2 separate regions of the Homo sapiens genome follow, and region 1 is linked to region 2. A link is a loop called in an ENCODE intact Hi-C map of the cell type or tissue named here. Cell type or tissue: heart right ventricle. All regions are shown on one strand. Links, peaks and the distances in the headings refer to the core of each region. The heading gives the core; the rest is flanking DNA. Region 1 overlaps PCSK6 (proprotein convertase subtilisin/kexin type 6). Region 2 has its middle 14 kb from the start of PCSK6.

Evidence for each region. A loop is a pair of places that touch in the nucleus more often than their neighbours do. Peaks named below come from ENCODE experiments on the same cell type or tissue, not always from the same donor. Only the 100,000 strongest peaks of a DNase experiment are listed, where the experiment ranks them.
Region 1: a loop joins it to region 2, with 3 times the contacts of the local background. A loop is called at or near these places in 13 of 110 quality-filtered maps.

What each region holds. Positions count from the first base shown.
Region 1 is chr15:101,353,106-101,363,522 of GRCh38, reverse strand. The region is part of intron 13 of PCSK6 (proprotein convertase subtilisin/kexin type 6); the gene reads left to right. Among named protein-coding and RNA genes, the nearest start is that of PCSK6-AS1, 24 kb to the right of the region's middle. RefSeq lists enhancers at 1-685, 2,532-3,475, 3,476-4,419, 5,364-6,307. In heart right ventricle, for the core only: a CTCF peak has its summit at 6,083; DNase peaks (open chromatin) are centred at 4,380 and 5,972; H3K27ac peaks cover 3,553 bases.
Region 2 is chr15:101,498,940-101,507,598 of GRCh38, reverse strand. No RefSeq gene overlaps it. Among named protein-coding and RNA genes, the nearest start is that of PCSK6, 14 kb to the right of the region's middle. In heart right ventricle, for the core only: CTCF peaks have their summits at 5,325 and 5,532 (motif pointing right); a DNase peak (open chromatin) is centred at 7,466; H3K27ac peaks cover 1,533 bases.

The sequences.
Region 1 (10,417 bases), core at 3,021-8,020, 140 kb after region 2:
ATTGGCCGAGTATTAAAAGTCAAGGTTTACTCCTCATGCCAGCTGCATCCTCAAGCATTCACTGCTTCGTGGGCACAAGGCAGAGTTCTCATGCCAGCCTGCATGGCCTGCTTGCCTGGGAGGCTGGTGCTGTATGCAGGAGAGCACATGGAGGCTGGGGCTACTGCTCTTGTGTCCTCATGGCATAGCCCTGGAAACCGGGCACACCATTCAACACTCTAGACCTGTGATCTTTACTCTGTATCATGAGCCGAATACAACGAGCCCTACCCATGTCCCAGGGCAGCTTTGAGGGGACAGTCAATCCCCCATGGAACTGTGCCTCTGCAGGCAGCCTTTCTCATGCATCTCACGCATTCTTCTCTTTCCCCTTCCTATTAGGCCAACATGCGTGCACTGATGCCTCTCCCCTGAGTCCACATCCCCTCCAGCCACCACCCACTTCTCTGCTCCCCTTTATGGCAAAGCCGGCAGAACAAGCTGCCTGCCATGGCCATCACTGGCTCACTCCCAGCCCACTCCCATCCACTGCACAAAATACCGGGGCTCGTCAGGGTCCCCCACCGTTTCCACATTGCCCAAGCCTATGGTCCCATCTCTGTCCTCCCCAGGTTGTTAAAGCCAGGGTCTATGGTTCTAACAAACTAAGCACCCTCTCTGGGGACCACAGGGTGCAGTGGTTAAGACTGGGGGCTCAGGAGCCCTTCTACCTGGGGGTAGATGCTGGCTCTAACTCTTACAAATACCTGTGACCTTGGCAAGTCACTTAGCTTTTCTAGGCCTTGGTCTTCTTATCTAGAAAATGGGGATAGTACGCAAGTTACTGGGTTGCGGTGGGATGAAATCAGGTAAGACAGGCTGGATACCGAGAGCAGGGCCCGGCACACAGCGACGTTGGCAGCTCACCCCCTCTAGAAGTGCCCTCTTGCACAGCTGCAGTGATGCCACACCTGGGGGCCCTCTCCACCTCACAGGCTGCCCCTTGTGCATCTCGTTGGCTGATCCTCTCGCACATACCCCTGCACGCACTCCTGGGTCCTCTGCTCTTTGTTCCCATCCAGGGATCTCATCCAGCCCCGTGACACTGAGCACCTTGTACCTGCTGGTGGTGCCCAAAGCTGCCTCTCCCTGCCCTCTTGCACCCAGACCTGCTCTGCAGCAGCCTCCTGCTTCTGGGCATGGGTCTAACTGGCTCTGAGCTTGTGCACCTTAGACAAACTCCCAAACTGCCTCTTTCTTGCTTTCCACATTAATGTAAATAGCTTTGGGCTGGGCATGGTGGCTCATGCCTGTAATTCCAGCACTTTGGGAGGCCGAGGCGGGTGAATCACAAGGTCAGGAGATCGAGACCATCCTGGCCAACATGGTGAAACCCCATCTCTACTAACAATACAAAAAGTTAACCAGGCATGGTGGCGGGCACCTGTAGTCCCAGCTACTTGGGAGGCTGAGGGAAGAGAATGGTGTGAACCTGGGAGGTGGAGCTTGCAGTGAGCTGAGATTGCGCCACTGCACTCCAGCCTGGATGATAGAGCAAGACTCCAACTCAAAAAAAAAAAAAAAAAAGCTTCACCTTGCACTCCATTGCTTGGCCAAATCCCAGGAGTGAACCTTTAATTCTTCTTTGTCTCCTTCACCATCTGCTTCCAGAATATATCTCAGTCTGCCCACTGCCTCAGTTCAGTCCCCTATAGTGTCTTACCTCCTCATTCCACTGGCCCCCCTGCCTCAACCCCTACTGGCTAGAGCCACTCTCCACCCAGCATCCAATGATCCTTTTAAAATATAATTCAGAAAATGATGCACCCCTGCTAACTTTAATGACCTCCCACAGCTCTTAGAGCAAAACCCAAATCTCTTAGCCTGACCTGCACATCCTGCTAGCACCTCTCCACCGTGAATCATTTCCTGCGCCTCATCATTGACCTCCGTTCTGTTCCCCTAACATGCCTGGTCTTACCTCCATGGGGCCTTGGCACGTGCTGCTCCCTCCTTGGGGACAGCTGTCCCTAGGGCTTCCCATGGCTGCAGCTCAGACCTGGCCTCATGGAGGGGTCTTATCTGAATGCCTGTGGTGGATGTCCTACCCACTCTCCCACCTTACACTCCTACAGAAACATAAAGGCAGGGGATGAGAATGGGGAGGAATAAAAATTTGCTGAGATTCTGATTCCACATTTAGTGGGAGGGGTGATGGATTATGTCTTACTCTTAGCACTGATAGAGACATATAAACTCAAATATCTTCCTATAATAGAGAGATAATCAAGATTTAAAACAGGATGCCAACCTTCCAGATCACTAGAGGGAAATAAGAGTGAAGAGAAATTGATCAATATGCCAAAAAAAAAAAAAAAAGAGAGAGAAAGAACTATAGGCAAATTTGAATAGGGATACGGAAGTCTTAAATAAAACATTAGGAAGTGGAATTCATCAGTTTATTCAAAGAATACTCCCCTCCAAGAACACAGCCTTCACTCAACAGATACTTATTGAGCATTTACCAAGTTCTAAGCACTGGGGATGCACTGGTGAACAAAACAGATGCTAAGCTTACATTCTGGAAGGCAGAGGAGGCCGTGAAACAAGATTACCAGGCAGGAAGCTGTTGTCCATTAGATGATGAGAAGCTCTAAGGAGAAAAATGAAGCAGGGCAGGGTGACAAGGGCATTTCAGGGTGTACCGGGAAGGCCTCAGGGAAGGGACATTTGAGTAAAGCTCAAAGAAGATGAGGGGGTGAGCTCTGCAGACATCTGGGAAAAGGGCATTCCAAGCAAAGCGTTCAGGGGATGCTGAGGCCCCCGGGCAGGAGTGTGCCTGGTGTGTTCCAGGGGATGCTAAGGCCCCCGGGCAGGAGTGTGCCTGGTGTGTTCCAGGGGATGCTAAGGCCCCTGGGCAGGAGTGTGCCTGGTGTGTTCCAGGGGATGCTAAGGCCCCCGGGCAGGAGTGTGCCTGGTGTGTTCCAGGGGATGCTAAGGCCCCCGGGCAGGAGTGTGTCTGGTGTGTTCCAGGGGATGCTAAGGCCCCCGGGCAGGAGTGTGTCTGGTGTGTTCCAGGCACAGCAGAGAGGCCCCCGAGGCTGCAGGGGGCAGTGGGAAGAGGAGCAGAATAGGACAGGACCAGGCATTGAGAGCATAGGGACCAGATCGCACTGGGCTTTGTCAGCCCTCACAGGGACTTGGTTGGAAGTCACTGAGAGATTTTAGGCAGAGGACAGAGGTGATCTGAACTTCTGTGTTAATAGGCTGACAGCTGGTCAGAATAGACGGAAGTGAGGGTGGGAGAGGAACAAAGGCGGGGAAGCCAGTTAGAAGGTCATTGCAATATCAGGTGAAGGTGACTCCGACGGGGCAGCATCAGTGGAGTGTATGAAGCAGTCAGATTCTGAAAGCAGGGTCGAGAGATGTGTAGATGGATCAGATGTGGGCTGTGAGAGGAGAGAGGGGGCATGGATGACTTCAGAGTTTTTGTCCTGCACAGTAGAAGAATGGAGTCCTAGTTTCCTAGATCTGGAACATTGCAGGGGGGGAAGATGCTGGAGAGAAGATCAGGAGCTTGGATTTGGGTGGGTTAAATCAAAGATACTTACACAAGTCCAGGCAGAGATATGTACCTGGAGGTGAGAGGGAAGACTGAGCTAGAAATCCAAATTCGGATTAGGTATATTAAGTATCGTCAGCCTTTCAAGCTGTATGAGCAATGGAAGGAGATCTGTTTATATAACAGTGATTCACACGTTTGGAGCCTGTTGCGTGTGGGTGCTGAGCGAGCTTTAGGCTTGCAGTGGTGCACAGCACGGAACCGCATGCCCTGCACACCTGTGCACCTGCCACACTGCTTCCTGCCCAGCCAGATGCTGCCATATCAGCTCCCTGCTTGCTGCCTGCATGGCACTCAGCAGCTCTGGCCTTGGCCTTAGCACTGATGGGCTTGCCATCTGCAGCCTTCCTTCCTTCCGGTCCTGCTGTGCCCTGAGAGCCTCCTGCTGCATGGTGTATGATAGGTGCCCAATAGGTGTTGGCGGATTAATTAGTCCAGTTGGAACCCTCTGTAACCACCACATGACCAGATGCTCTGTGTGCTACAGAGGACACAGGATTAGTGGATACAAGAAATACTTCCTGAGGGTAGCCCCAAATGAAGTCTTGACACAGGTCGATCTCCACCCCTCAGCGTGGGTAGAAACTGGATCTTTGCTTTCAGAAGGTTGAGACGGGTGCAGAATAAACACCTTGTGGTACCTTCCAGCTCTGACCTTCTAGGGCCTACTGGAATTTGGGGGGCGGGGACACATTCTCCAGTGTCATCACAGAGAGTATGCACATTCCTGCAAGGGCGTCTGGAGTCAGTTCATTCCATGCAAGCTTTACCCTGTAGACAACTGCCACTCCTGAATGTGGTCCAGAAACAGCAAGTACAGGCATGCGTCCTGCCACAGCTGACGCACGGCAAGCCCTCCCTGCTGTGTGTGGGGAGGACGGGCGCCTTCCTGTCACCCACAGGCTCTGTGCATCCTCCCCAAGCACAGTGAGAGCTAGCCTGGGAGCCTGGGTCCCACCAGCATCTCTCCACAGTGGAAATCCATGTGGCCCTCACATGGGACACTGCAGTTGCAACTGAGTCTCCCCAACCTGCCCTGCTCACTTCATTCCAGGGCCAGCCTCTGAGCTTGTTGTTCAGCATGGCGGCTGGATCCTCCCAGGGTGAGGGAAGGGAGTGATGGAGTGAAGCCAAAAGGGGTCAGAGGGGCTCAAACAAAGGCCAAGCGGCCCTTTCCAGGTTGGCGTATGGGCCCAGTGCTTTTGAGGTTGATCCAGGATAAGCCCTCTTCAGCCTCCAGATGAATGGTACCTCTTCCGGCTGTTCCTGAAATGTCAAAATGGGAGGTCTGCGTATCCTAACAGACATGTCTCCGATGCATTTTGCAGAGGTCCTGCCATGTGCCAGATGCTATGCCAGTGCTCGGGCACAGAGAGGCTCCAAGACACAGTTCCTGCCCCTGAGGAGCCCACAGGCTAGTTGGGAACATTTCGGATTTCAGGAACCAATAGTACCATGCACAAGGGCCCAAGGGCCACCAGTGACCCAGAGGAGTGCCCCAAGTTCAGTGGAGCAAACAGGGATTTCCGGCTGAAAGAAACAAGGAAGGGCTTGTGAGGAAGGGTCTGCCTAAGGCCAGATTCTCAGGAGTTCCCCAGTGTCACTTTGTTTTTTTTTATCTTAGTAGCATAGAAAATACAGGCCATTAGGAGATGGCGACTGCCCCAAGGGTACGGCTGTCCTTTTGTAGAATGAAGTGCCAGGCATTGCCCACATATGACCTGCCTTACTCCGCCTACCCCCAGGGGTGAGACTTCTCAGGGCTGGCCTTGCTCCCCAGGCCCTGGGAGGGACCACAGAGGGGCTCAGCAGTGACGAGCCAGGCTTCCCCACCCGATCCACTGGGCAAGCGACGGGGATGTCAGGCCGAGACAGTCCTCAGCGATGACCTGCCCTAACTCCCCTCCTTCCAGGGGCAGGTCTGGGCCCTTCCATGAGTGCAGAGCAGAGGTGGGAGCTTCCTGGCCAGGCCGACATAAGGAAAGGGCCTGCTGCCTCTGGGAGGATGCTCTGGTGCCCACAGAAGGCGTCAGTGTGGATGGGGGCCTGCAGTGGACGGGCATTGAGGTGTGGAGGAGAGTCTGAGAAGATCTCTATCAACCACCAGAGAGCCAGGAAGCACCCCCTAGGAGGAAGGGTGAAAATCCGTGTCTACCCAGAGCTCACCAAGGCACTGGTTATGCTGTGCCCAAAGACCCGGGACCCAACGTAGGCATTGTTCGCAATAAGACCTACCCCCAGAGCATGCCTGTGAGGCCACGCCAGGTGGGCAGGACGGCCGCTGGCCGAGGCTTCTCATCAGTGCATGGGTGGAGAGGGAAGCCCAGCCTGCCTGCACGCTATGACGCTATTGTGTACACAGGGAGGCAGGACCAGCCCCAGCACTGAATGTTCAGGTCAAGCTGATAGTGCCTGTTGGGGACCTCAGCCTGGGAAGGTGACAGAGAAGACCTAGGTTGCCCTCTAGCTCCAGGATTCAGAGCTCTAGAGGCCGGGAAAATGCAGGGCTGGTCAGCCAGGAAAATGCAGGTCTGGTCAGCATCGTCAGCATCGAGTCAGCTGCCTGTCAGCCTCGTCGATGCCGAGGTATGAACTGATCTCAAATGGGCAGGATCTTCCACTCCCTGGTTGTCTGGTGAGGGTGGCCTGTGAGTGCACAGTCACCACCAGCCTCAGTGCCAGGCACAGTGCAGCACACACACACGCGTAGACCAGAAAAGCAGGCAGTCCTCACTTCTCTACAGGCATTCCAAGAACCTGTGCTTGGGGCAGGGTGCTTCGTTTCTGTGGTGTTCATTTCAATCTCCTGCAAATCTCTGCAAGTTAATTGCTTTAAAAGAAAATGAAAAGAAAAAAACTGCTCCAATGGTGTTCTGTGTAAAAGTGCTTTAAAATCTATGCTAAGACCCAGGATTTATGAAGTAATTAAGTGATCTGACTGATGCGCTAGCTCCAATAATACCTCCTGTCAGATTGAACGTGGCTTAGGTAATTAGTTTTAAAGCCATTTTTAAAGGTTGAGTAGCACATCAGTCATCCATTTTCCTCTTCAGTTCCCAGGCCAAGGATCTGGGTCCTCCCAGGATCACTCTCTTCCAGGAGGCAATTTAGGAATGGAATCGAGTGTGAATCCTGCTTTGCAGTCTTGCAGCATTTGCAGATACTAACAGCTCTTCATTTATTCCTGCACACCTATATTATTTATTTATTTATTTATTTATTTATTTATTTATTTATTTATTTTGAGACAGTCTCGCTCTGTTGCCCAGGCTGGAGTGCAACGGCGCAATCTCGGCTCACTGCAACCTCTGCCTCCCAGGTTTAAGCGATTCTTCTGCCTCAGCCTCCCAAGTAGCTGGGATTACAGGCATCTGCCACCACATCTGGCTAATTTTTTTTTTTTTTTTTTTTTTTTTGTAGTTTTAGTAGAGACAGGGTTTTGCCATGTTGGCCGGGCTGGTCTTGAACTCCTGACCTCAGGTGATCTGCCCACCTCGGCCTCCGAAAGTGCTGCAATTACAGGGTGAGCCACTGCACCCAGCCCAGCACACCTTTATTGAACTCTACTTAGCTCCAGATTTGGGAACACTAGGACCTTGCCCCTGCAGTGCACAGTGTGGGTGTGGAAGAGGGGGCAGCTTCCACCGTGGGTGAGCTTGCTACTCCAGCCGTTACGCACAGAGCCTGCAAGGCTACGAACGGAGCTGGCAACGGTGCAGGCAGAGCTGGGGCGATGGCTCGTCCTGCAGAACATCTGTCGGAGAAGTTTGGCTGCATTTAAGAGAGTTGCCATCCAAAATGCCCGAGATTTTAAGTTTGGACCCAGAATGCAGAAAGTGTCTATTCTCTGAGAAACATGTATGCTTCATTCTCCCACGTCAGACATCAGACAGGCCTGGGGTTGGATCCTCCTGCCTCCGCTTTTCCTGTCTCTCTGGCCTCTGCGCTGGGTCTCCTCTCCTGTAAGATAGGGCTGTGCAGAAGTGAGACCCAGACCAAGTCACTGAAGAGAGGAGCCTTCCCAGCCCGCCCTTCTTGCCTCGGAGCCTACGTTGGTGGTTGCACCTGAACGACAAGGCAGAGCCTGTGCACCTGCCAAGGTCAGGCCAGCCTCCCCACCCAGGGCCACATCCCGCTCGGCACCCTCAGGTGCAGGAAGGTCCCTGCACCTCCTCATGACCTGGGGCCCCCATGGGCATGCCGGATGCATGCAAAGTGCTCTGCAGGAATCGAGCTTGGCTTTGTCAGCACTAAGGGGCATCTGCATGGTGTTCTCCTGTTCATGCAGCACACACTTACCTTGTCTGCACACCTGCCCCATGCCGGGTCTGCTGGGTAGGCATGGGTGTGAGGGGTGTTTCCTTGTTCTTCACTTCTTCCACCCCAAGAGCCCAGCTGAGTGTGCCCTGCAGGCAGTTTGACCAGGGCTATGTACAGGGCCCAAACTTTACTGAGTTGGCCTAGCCCTCCCTTTGTAACCAGGAGCCTACCTAAGGTGCTGGGGCACCTCCCACAGTCTTCCCCTGCCAGGGAGAATTGTGAGACATCAATGTCTAAATAGAAAAAATAATCAGGCATGCTTTCCAATCTTCTCTCTATAATTGACACCATGTATCTTATTTCATGGTTCCAAAGGGTTTTACGTACTTGGTATTCACATAGTAATAAATAGACTGTCTGAGACAATTGATGGCACTTTAAAAAATCCTGTGTCACTCTTGAACTCTGAGAATTCACTTTCTCCCTGATTAAAATTTCTTTTTTCTCTGATCTTTCATCTGTTTCCAAAAGAGCAGCAACCCACATGTGCTGTGTTTTTCCAGATTATTTCAACAGCATTATTTCCAGATTCCCACCAATCTAGGAAAGAAGTCCAATTTATCAAAAGAACGAGAGAGGAATAGGATGATGATTAGCACCTACGTGTTCTCCAGCAGGCACTGGGTGCTATTTTATCTCGCTGTTACAAATCAGTATAGAATCAGGGTAGATGATAATAAGGAATTAAAGTTTCAGGAAAAGTTATTCTTGCTAGTGATGCATATCATGGTATTTACAAATGAAGACATGACCACGATGCCTATGATTTGTGCTTTAAACTATTCCAGAGGGTGGGGGTGAGGAGTGGGAGAGTAGGAAGAGGGTGGGCGAAACCAGATTGAGAAAAGGTTGGGGATTCTTGGGACTGTGTGATGGGGCACGGGGACTCATTGTACTGTTTTCTCCATTTTATGTTTATTTGAGAATTTCCATTACGTGAAGAGTTTTTAAAAGCACATGTATGGGAAACATTTCTTCCGAAGAGGTCAGAATGCAAGACTGTCTGAGAGATTTACATGGCACAAGTAAATTTAACGATGTAAAGATTTCATTGCTTTACAGCAAATACACTTCAGTTCTTCACTTGTGAGGAGTAAATGCTCAATGTGCCGTGGGACACGTAGAGACAGGGATTTTACACTTTGTTTAAAGTGTAAAAAGACACGTAGTTTCTTTTACGTTTGACTGAAGGTGCTCTAGACAGTTACTGGACGTGTGTATGGGAGTGTGTGCTTGGGTGTATATATGTGTGCATGTGTGAGGGAGAGTATTGTGTATAAGTATGTATGTGTGTATGTGGGCTTGTATGTATCTGTGTGTCCATGTGCATGTCTATGTGGATATGTATGTGTGTATATGTGGGCATTAGGTATATGTGTATACTTGTACATGTATCTGTGTGTGTGTGCATGTGGATATGTGGGTGTGTGTATGTGTGTGGTGCATATTGGCTTATGCTTCCTTTTCAAGACCCAGTGTAACACAAGGCTGAGCTCTAGAGCGGCCTGCTTCTCAGATCCATCTTCCACCACTGGTCATTGCGGACCTCGGCAGGCCATTTCCATGCTCCGAGCCTCCAACCTGTCCTCTGCCCAGGGATGGTGGGAGGATTAAACGAAACAGTGCCCGAGAAGTGCTGAGCCTTACCAGCATGAACATGATTCTCTTATTGTGAGTGTTTAGATTCTCCTTTTGTGGAAGAGGGAGCTGAGTCCAAGCTCCTCCACCCAGAGCCTGACTGAGCTCACCTGCCTGGAAGGGGCAGAGCCTGGTGTCAGGGCCGTCTTCCAAGCTCAGGGCCACCCTCACCTCAACCCAACCTGGTGAGGTCTCCACGCCTCTCCAAGGCAGTACAGGCAGCCCATAGTTGATCTGATCTCTTTAGCCCTGTGGCCAGTGGTTTTCATGTGTCTGGCTTCAGGATATTTCTGGTTGGATTTTTTTGTTTAAAGTGTTGTAATTAGAAGATAAAAATTAAATGAAATATTAAAAGCTGGGAGCCTCTGCTGGGTGCCAGCCAGGGTCGGGGTGTTGAGGAATGTTGCTGCTGAGAGGCTGCCTCACTTGGCTGAAATCCAAGAGAGCAGCAGGCCTTCTGAGAACTTGCTTTGACCAGTCCACAAGAGCAGGGGTCCCCATCCCACCTACCGGTCCATGGTCCATGGACTGTTAGGGACTAGACTACACAGCAGGAGGTGAGCGGCCAGCAAACACTTCATGTGTGTTTACAGCTGCTCCCTGTCACTCCCACTTCTGCCTGAACTCTACCTCCTGTCACATCGGCAAAGGCACTAGATTCTCATAGGAGTGCGAACCCCATTGTGAACTGCACGTGCCAGGGATCTAGGTTGCACGCTCCTTATGAGAATCTAATGCCTGATGATCTGTCACTGTCTCCCATCACCCCCAGACGGGACCGTCTAGTCGCAGGGAAAGAAGCTCAGGGCTCCCACTGATTCTACATTATGATGAGTTGTATAGTTATTTCCTTATGTT
Region 2 (8,659 bases), core at 3,131-8,130:
TCTCTGGGACTATGGGTAGGACAAGGGAATGGAGTGGATGATTTTTGCTTTAATAATATGCCCTTCTCGACCATGCATACTCTGAGAAACATTTTTAATGCTTTAAATGAATAAACTAAAATGTTGAATTGTGAATACATTTATGTTCTGAAAACCAGATATGAAAACATGCTGATAGTGAAAAGCAAGTCTTTAGGCAATCAAGACAGGAGGATATTCAGCATCTGTCATGCATTTGTCATCAGGTTCCAGAATGGTGGCCTTGCCAGAGGGTGGGAACAGTCCCTTCCTCATTAGTACTTCCAGCCCCAAAATTCAGCCCCAAAATTAAAGATAAGCTTACAGTGGATATGAAGTATTAGTTTGATGGCAGTGTGCGTGTGTGTGTGTGTGTTGTATTAGTGTGATGGCAGTGTGCGTGTGTGTGTGTGAAGTATTAGTTTGATGGCTGTGTATGTGTGTGTGTGTGCAGGAAAATTACAAGAAAAATAAAGCATCTGAATTTTGAATCAAAATTGCTAAGTTGTTTTTGTAAAATGTGATTCAGAAGATCTAAAAAATATCAGGTATAAGAGATGTTCTATTATTATGACCTTTAGCCATAGAGCCAACTGGCAGGTGTGAGCCTCCATTCTGATGGAATTCTGCAGAAGCCTCTGGTCAAGAGAGGCCCTGGTGAGCTGTGCTGGGCTTATGAGAGAGTCGTGTGATGGGGCCCAGTTTCATTCAAGAGACTTAGTATCCTTTTTCTTTCTCTTTTACATAACCAGTTCGACACCGCTGGGTGCCAACAGACAGACCCTCTGTTGAGTTGTCCACCTGCTTTCCACCTGGCAGGTGCCAATAGCCTCTTGTTCTCCCAGTTCTCCCGGCCCTACCCTTGCGGGAGAAGGATACTATTTTGTATTACTTCTTATGAACATTGTGAGCAAAACGTTCCACGGACCACCCAAGCAGTGCAGACCACAGGCCATGTCCCAGGGACCTGGAAGCAGCAAGGACGCAGGTGCAAACACCCAGGGTGAGCCTACCCCATCCTTCACACCCAGGGTGAGCCTACCCCACGCCTTCACACCCAGGGTGAGCCTACCCCATCCTTCACACCCAGGGTGAGCCTACCCCATCCTTCACATCCAGGGTGAGCCTACCCCATCCTTCACACCCAGGGTGAGCCTACCCCATGCCTTCACACCCAGGGTGAGCCTACCCCATCCTTCACACTCCGAGTGAGCCTACCCCATCCTTCACATCCAGGGTGAGCCTACCCCATCCTTCACACCGACTACCCTGGCAGCCATGTTGCAAGAACGATGAGGGCAGCCTGGGGAACCCCCCAAATTTCAGCATCAGTGAGTGCTCTGACCTCACTGATGACAAGGTCCCACAGGTCACTTACACGTGTCACATAGAAAACGTTCTCCTGTGACCAAAAATGCAAGCCATCTGACAAAGAGTTTCAGGCTATTTTCAGTATCATTATCTTCTCCGCCAACACTGACAAATTTACCATGGTCGTGGTTTTCTTCGTTTTAATGACTGTTTGGTTGTGTTTTCCTTTGGGGATGGGGGCTGGTGGCGCTGCTGGCATCTGTGGCAAGGCCTCGAGGGAAGTGGATTTCTGCGGTGGTCACTGTGCCTTGCTGCCTTGTTTAAAATGAGACTTCATGGGACACACACAGCAAAGATGAAAGAGCAGAACCGTGGCATGTGAGGGACGATTAGGGCCAGGCTGGGCCATTAAGGCCTGGTCTAAAAGGTGCCCAGACACCTATTGACATGACACGTCCTAACTGCTCCCCAGACACCAGGATTAATCCACTGTGTCAGTTTGCTTCGTGTCCCTAATGTCTGTCAGCAGGAGCCTCTTCGTGCCTGATGGAGCTGGGGAGGGGAGGATGTCAAGGTGGATGCTCTCGGCTGGAAAAGCTCTCCAATGATGGGCTGTAACGAAAGTTTGTGACATTTCGATAGCTCTTTGCCTTTTAATGTGCGCATCTGGGGACAGCCCGTTACCTGCTTTTCTGCCTTGATCCATCATTTTTCTCTGGACCAAATCTCAAAATAATACAGCACAGAAAGAACTCTGGGTTCGAGATGGCAAGTGCAGCCTGCTCTCTGCTAACCCGACAAAGTGTTGATGAGTCAGAACTTCTGGGTAGCACACAACACTGCTGTGTATGGCTGACAAAAATGTCCAGCTTGTAAACAATTAGGAAACAGTTCAATAAAATATTCATGGGCACCATTTAACCCATGACTCAGGCAGACTCCTTACAATCTTGACACTGATAGTCTGAACATTGTCATTCTTCTACATGTCTTCAGAAGGGCTGGTAAATATTGAACTACAGTTAATAGGTTCTTGGATAAGCCAGATTCGCAGGCCCTTAACCTCACGCCTTCTCCCTTTACCTCCATGACATGATGTTTGAACCTAGAAGACAGGGTTGTCGACATCTTCTCCACCGTGCGGAGCCCTCGGTGCCAAGAGTGGTGGGTGTCCCCGTGGCCTCCCGCCTGGGGTCTGAGCTGCCGCACGATCCATTTGTCACCTCTGAAGTGTATCTCACCGTGGGCACTGGGAGCAGCAAATGGTTGTTCTGTTCTTACCTGCTCGATCCACACAAAGCTGGGAAGGTTCATGGGTGCCTAATCTCACAGGACAGACATGACGACACTGTGAATTCACACTGGGTCTCATCAGGGATTTCACTGTTCTTCCAGAGAGAGCAAGTGTCTTACTGACCACCAGAAAACATTTTTGGGGGAGGGGGAAAATAACTAGAAAGTGGAGGAAAGGTAAAATAGAAAATTCAAGGACAAATAAGATGCTAAAGAAAATGATGAAGTAGAATGAATGAGAATTGCTTGGAGGGGGTGCCTCTGGCTTGGATGGCTGTCCATTTTGCTGAGGTGTCTGGGGTTGACCACGGGAGGAGGGAAGAAAGCTGAGCGGGGAAGACCAGGCATACCTAACTAATGGTGTGGGTGATGTGATATTCCTGCTAGCCCTCATCGGTCCTGGGGCGTGGCTCCTTCTCGCCTTTGCTCTTCCTGTCTTGGAGCGGATTGAGGCTGGGACGAGAAGAGAGATGGGCCAGCAGAAGGGCTCTTCCCCCATTCCCCCAAACCCTTCCTGAAATACCAGCTGGCAAAACTTCTCGAATGTGCAGTTTCGGAACTATCACAGCTTCCATGAATATCAGATGTTCCATTTAGTTCTTGATCTCTCTCCCCTCTGTCTCTTTTGTCACTTTTATTTATTTTGTTGTTTTAATCTTCCTGGAGGCCTAATGGGCTGTATTTGAGATCAGTAGGATACTTTTAATGGTTTAAGTTGCCATGATTCCAGGCCCCAAGAGAAAATGTTCTGTATTTTTTCAACCAAAACCTGTGCCTGCCACTTCTTTTTAAAATATTAAGGATGCATTTCCCTAGCCAGTCCCAGCTTGAGCATTTGACCCTCCTGCCCACCCAGAGTTGCCAGATTTAGCAAATAATAATACAGGACAGACACTCAGGTAAATTTGAATTTCAGATAAATAAAAAATAATTTTATGAGTGCAAGTGTATCCCAACTTTTGTGTGAGGTACGCTTAAACCAAAAGTGTTTTCATTGTTTATCTGAAATTCAAATTTAACTGGGCATCTAGTATTTATTTGGCAATCATACCAGCTGATTCCTCAACCATTCTTTGGAAACATTTAATCCCAAGTTCTTACACAGCAGACACATTTAATCATACTTACTGCCTAGCAAGTATACATACTTTTTTTTTTTTTTTTGAGACGGAGTCTTGCTCTGTCACCCAGGCTGGAGTGCAGTGGCGCGATCTCAGCTCACTGAGAACTGGGTGAGTCTCACTGGGAACTCCGCCTCCCAGGTTCACGCCATTCTCCTGCCTCAGCCTCCCGAGTAGCTGGGACTACAGGCGCCCGCCACCACGCCCGACTAATTTTTTTGTATTTTTAGTAGAGACGGGGTTTCACTGTGTTAGCCAGGATGGTCTCGATCTCCTGACCTCATGATCTGCCCGTCTCAGCCTCCCAAAGTGCTGTGATTACAGGCATGAGCCACCGTGCCCGGCCCGTATTCTTTGTTCATGATGTCTCTACCTGGATGCATGCAGGATGTCTCCGACAGTGAGCTTCCAAAGGAAGTCCCTCTGAGTGGCTTAGAGGGCTGTACTCACAGTAGGGGCTGATGGCACAGATCGCTTTAGGAAGGTGGTGAGTGGGAGGTGGTGGTGGGGAAAACAAGACTTACCGGTTTACCAGAGGCAGGGATCAGGGTGGGATCGGGAGGGAATAGGATTTGGCGCTGTTTTCACTGAATTCTGGAATTGTGGTCTGGCTCTGGGAATCACCTGGGAGGTCAGCCCCTGGAGGGGAAAGGCAGCCCCTCCTCAACGTCTGCGACAGGTGCCCTCCTACGCTTCCCAACCCCTCCCAGTGTGGGCAGTTCCCCAGCTCACAGGCAGCACACGCAGGTGGAAACAGCTCTACCTGTCGGCTCACCCTCTGGCGAAATTCTACTTTCAGACCAGGAAAGCTGAGAGGGGTGGAGGGTGCCTCGCTGAAGTCACAGTGCTCGGGCCAGGCCTTCCCATGCCTCACCTTTCTCCACTGGACCCCGCTTGTTCTTTTCGGCCTGTGAGAAGGCCACAAACAGTTGTTACTTTTTCAAGTCAAAGAGGGTATGCGTCCTGAAGACATGATCAGAGATGTCATTAAGTGTGCGCGTGTATAGGGCGGAGTGAGGCCCAGGAGGTGGAGTGGTGCGGCTCTCAGGTCACGGACATGGAATTCCTGACTCTGCCTGCTCCCGGCGGCCTGCTGGCCTGTCAAGGGGAGAGCACAGTGAGTGACAAGAGGATTTATTTCCACCAGCCAGAGAATGGCTCATAATTTACAGCCCGCTGAGCCAGCCTCTACCACGGCATTAGAGCCTTCCTTTTGTAGACAGTAATAAATTGTCTTATCCCCGGTGCTGACATAACATGCTCCTTTTTAAGTGCGCCATAATTTTCATTTTTAAGGGAATATTCATATTGGATGGCAGAGCTCATGGGCATCTGAATACTTCTCTGGAGAGAAGCCTTTTTTTTTCTTTTTTAAAAGAAGATATAATTCAGCTCCTAAATGCCACTAGCAGGGATAGGCTTGACTTCTAAAGCGACATTAGGGGCAGAATTTGGGGACATTGTAGACCCTTCATAGACAGTGACTTGCCCCTCATCAGTAGGCATCAAAAGGATCAAGCCCCTGCAGGATGCACGTCCTTTGACTGTCCGCCTTGCTGCCTTTGCACGATGGTGGCCAGGGAGCTGGGGCGGCCTCGGGCTTTTCCATCCCAAAGGACGGGCTTCCCCGCCACCAGGGGGACTCACTCCCTTGAGCTCCCCCTGGCAGGAGGGGCCTGGGGGTGACAGGCAGACAGTAAAGGAGTCTGAAGCCTGCCCGGGGGGTTCCCAGCTTGGGATCATGGGGCTGCCGAGTCCGGGCACCGTGTCTCTCTCCTTCTGCATCCTCCAGGGGGCAACAGTGCAGCCTGCTGATCCCCAGTGAGCGGTTCTCCCCGGGGCACAGTCCTGGAGGGGGATGCCACAGATGGTCCCTGGTCACCAGGGAGTCCTCGGGCCTGTCTCCTGTTTCTACCGACCCGTGGGGATGGGCCAGCCGGGGTGTCCTTCTCCCCTCCCGTCAAGGTTCTTGTGCCTGGGTCCTTATCTGAGGATGCCCTCACGGCGTGGCAGGAAGAGATGGGGCCGGGTGGCTGCCCAGGCTCCTCCCTCTGCCTTTGCCTTGTGCCTTCACAGCCACCCATTCCAGAACCCTAACTGTTCACCTGACAAGACCTCAGGCAAAGCCCTGGCTCCCTCGGAGGATCGGGGCTTTCTTGTTTGTAAAACAGGACACGGACTTTAGGAGCTCAGACACGAATGCATGCAAAAGCCTTACAGAGGGTTCAGGAGAGGTGAGTTTTTGTCTCCTCCTCTGCTCCTTCTTTCTTCACTGCCTGTTTCCCTCCTTTCACCAGGCACGTAGGGGAAGGAGCTGAGGTCCCCAGGCTGTGCAGTCCTTCTAGGTCTGGGCTGTGGAGGGAGAGGAGAGGCTGGCCTGGGGGTCTCTGCTGGGGGAGATACAAGTCCGGCCTGTGGGGTTGGCCAGCCTGGGGCATGTCTGTGTTAACTCAGACACACCCACACAGACACTTCCAGAACCAGGCATGTTTACAAGTAGCAATGAGGTATTGCTAAACCTCTGGCCTGATGAGAACAGCTCTCACATAATGCTGTCTGAGTGCCAGGCCCAGGTCCAGGCACTGTACACTAATTCATTTAAGGTGGACACAAATATGCCCATTTTATGCTCAGCTGGGAAAACTGAGGCCCAGAGAGGTCAATGGACTCATCTGAGGTCAGGCAGCTGGGAGGTGGCCGAGCTGGGATGAGAACCCAGGTGGTCAGGGCTGGAGCCTCTTCCCTAGCCACAGTGCCCCTCTGCCTCTTCTCCTCCTGCCTGAGCAATCCCACTTCACTTGGACCATCCCCTGCCTATTCCAGGAGACAGGACTTGAGTGTCACTTCCCCTCCTGCTGTCTTGTGGCCCTGCCATGCACTGTGGCAAGTCTTCTGTTATCTTCTGCCTGAGAGGCCGTGACTAAGAAGGTTCCAGACTTCCCGTCTATCAAAGGTGAGGACTGAATTAGACTTTCTTCTTGACAGTGGTGATCACCTGTGACCTGTGACTGGTACATGCTCAGGAGGGAGTATACTGTTCCACTTTGCTGATTTCTAATGAAAGATTACTTTTACAGGATGGAGGGAGAAAGGGCTCCGAAGGAGAAGGAAGAAGAATAAGGGCATTGGCCTCAGTCCAGATGAAAAGACCCAGATGCAAAATTATTTGGGCCACATATGTGTTGTTTGCTTATCAAATTTTCAACCTTTGAAAAATCACAATATTGGATGGTGGGAATCAGTAGCATTGCTGGAGTTCCTGTGGGTGGCAGGAGTTGGACATTGTGGCAGGTGACCCTGCAAAGGATAAACACAGAACCTGCAGAGGGTAAAGGATTTCCCAAGTCTCACTCCTGGAGGGAGGGGCACAGGCATGAGCAGCCTATCGGGCCCCATGTCATGCAGCTATGTTCTCTGCTGCTGGTGAGCTTGGCATCGAAAGAAAACATAGCAGGAATGATTTTGTCTGGGTTGGGGATTTGGGGGAGTTTAGACTATAAATAGTGAGGAGGATATAAAAAGCCTTAAGAGGATTTTTGGAAGCCCTAAATCCACCACATAGACCAAAGCAAGTTAACAGGAACCACTTCGGTTTTAGTGAGGTCTAAATGTGACTCAGCATAGTGCCCTCCCCTCCACTGTTCCCTTCCAGCTGTCGTGGTTCACGTGTCCGCTGTCACCACAACCCTTGCCAGCATCTGCCAAACCAAGGGCACGTGTGTCAGGAGGTCTGCTGCCAGCATGCCAGCTGCCAGGTGCTGCCTAGCCTTGAATTACGGCCTGGCTCACTCCCTAAGGGAAGGCATCATTGGCAGCCTCTTCTGCAGCAGAGAAAACGGAAGCATAGGAGGGTAGGTGCCTGGTCCAGGGTCACACAGCCAGCAAGTAGTGGGCTGGATTCCACACTCAGCCGAGGCCCACTCTGCTGATTCTAGCATAATTTCTTCAGGATCACCTTTTGAGTGGACCTCAGCTGCGTGTGGGAAGGAACCTGCTTGCCTCTGTGCCTTGCTTCTTGGACACCTGCGGTCCCAGCCTTCTCTTTTCTGTGGGCCCTTATTTCATTTAATACATGGACTCATCATAAAACCCCTTTGCACTCCTGTAGCCCCAGCTCAGGAAGCCTGAAGCCCACCCCGGTCACCGAGGTGCTCAGAATCGATGGAGATCCAGAGTTGAAACCTCCCTACGTTTGGTCCTGTGTCCCCAGGGTCTGCTGCCGGCTCCTAGATACCTACAAACAGGTCTTTACTGTTGACTCTTTTAGGAACATCACTGTGGCCTAATAGTGAGGGAGTGACATTTAGGATGATGGCCGACCATCTCATTTATAGGAAAAACCCAGGGCTCTAACACATATTTTAAAAATCACTGCACTGCTGGCACAGCCCTGCCACCCAGCATTGTATTAGCCAACTCCTTCCCAAGGCTCTGGGAGAGGCTGCAGTGGGAACATTCCAGATCAGAGGTTCTGCCTTGTTTAAATAGGGGTGGAGCGAGATTGCCAGGTCTGAGGCTTCATCTTGCCAGTGAGAAATGGGGGTGCAGGGAGCTGTTTTAGATGGGGGTGCAGGGAACAGCTGCTGAGGCCTCACCGTGAGTCACACACAGGGCTGGCAGTGAGGCCACAAATCACAGTTGGGCCCCCAAACATAAGGTCCTACAGCCAGGGAGAGCCATTCTGCCTGGAGACCGAGAAGAATCCAGTCAGGAAGAAATAGTGGAAGCTAAGGTGCCCGGGCCTGAAGGGCCAGTCCGTCTGGGAGCAGCAACTGGCCCTATGGTGGGACAGGAAGAGCAAGAAAAACAGTGCCAGCTTGCTAAAGGCCGTGCCCCTGAGTTTGATCTCCACCCTGCTGGCTGAGAAGACTCACTGATGGTCTAAGTCGTCTCATGGGAGTGCCTGGGAACCAAGA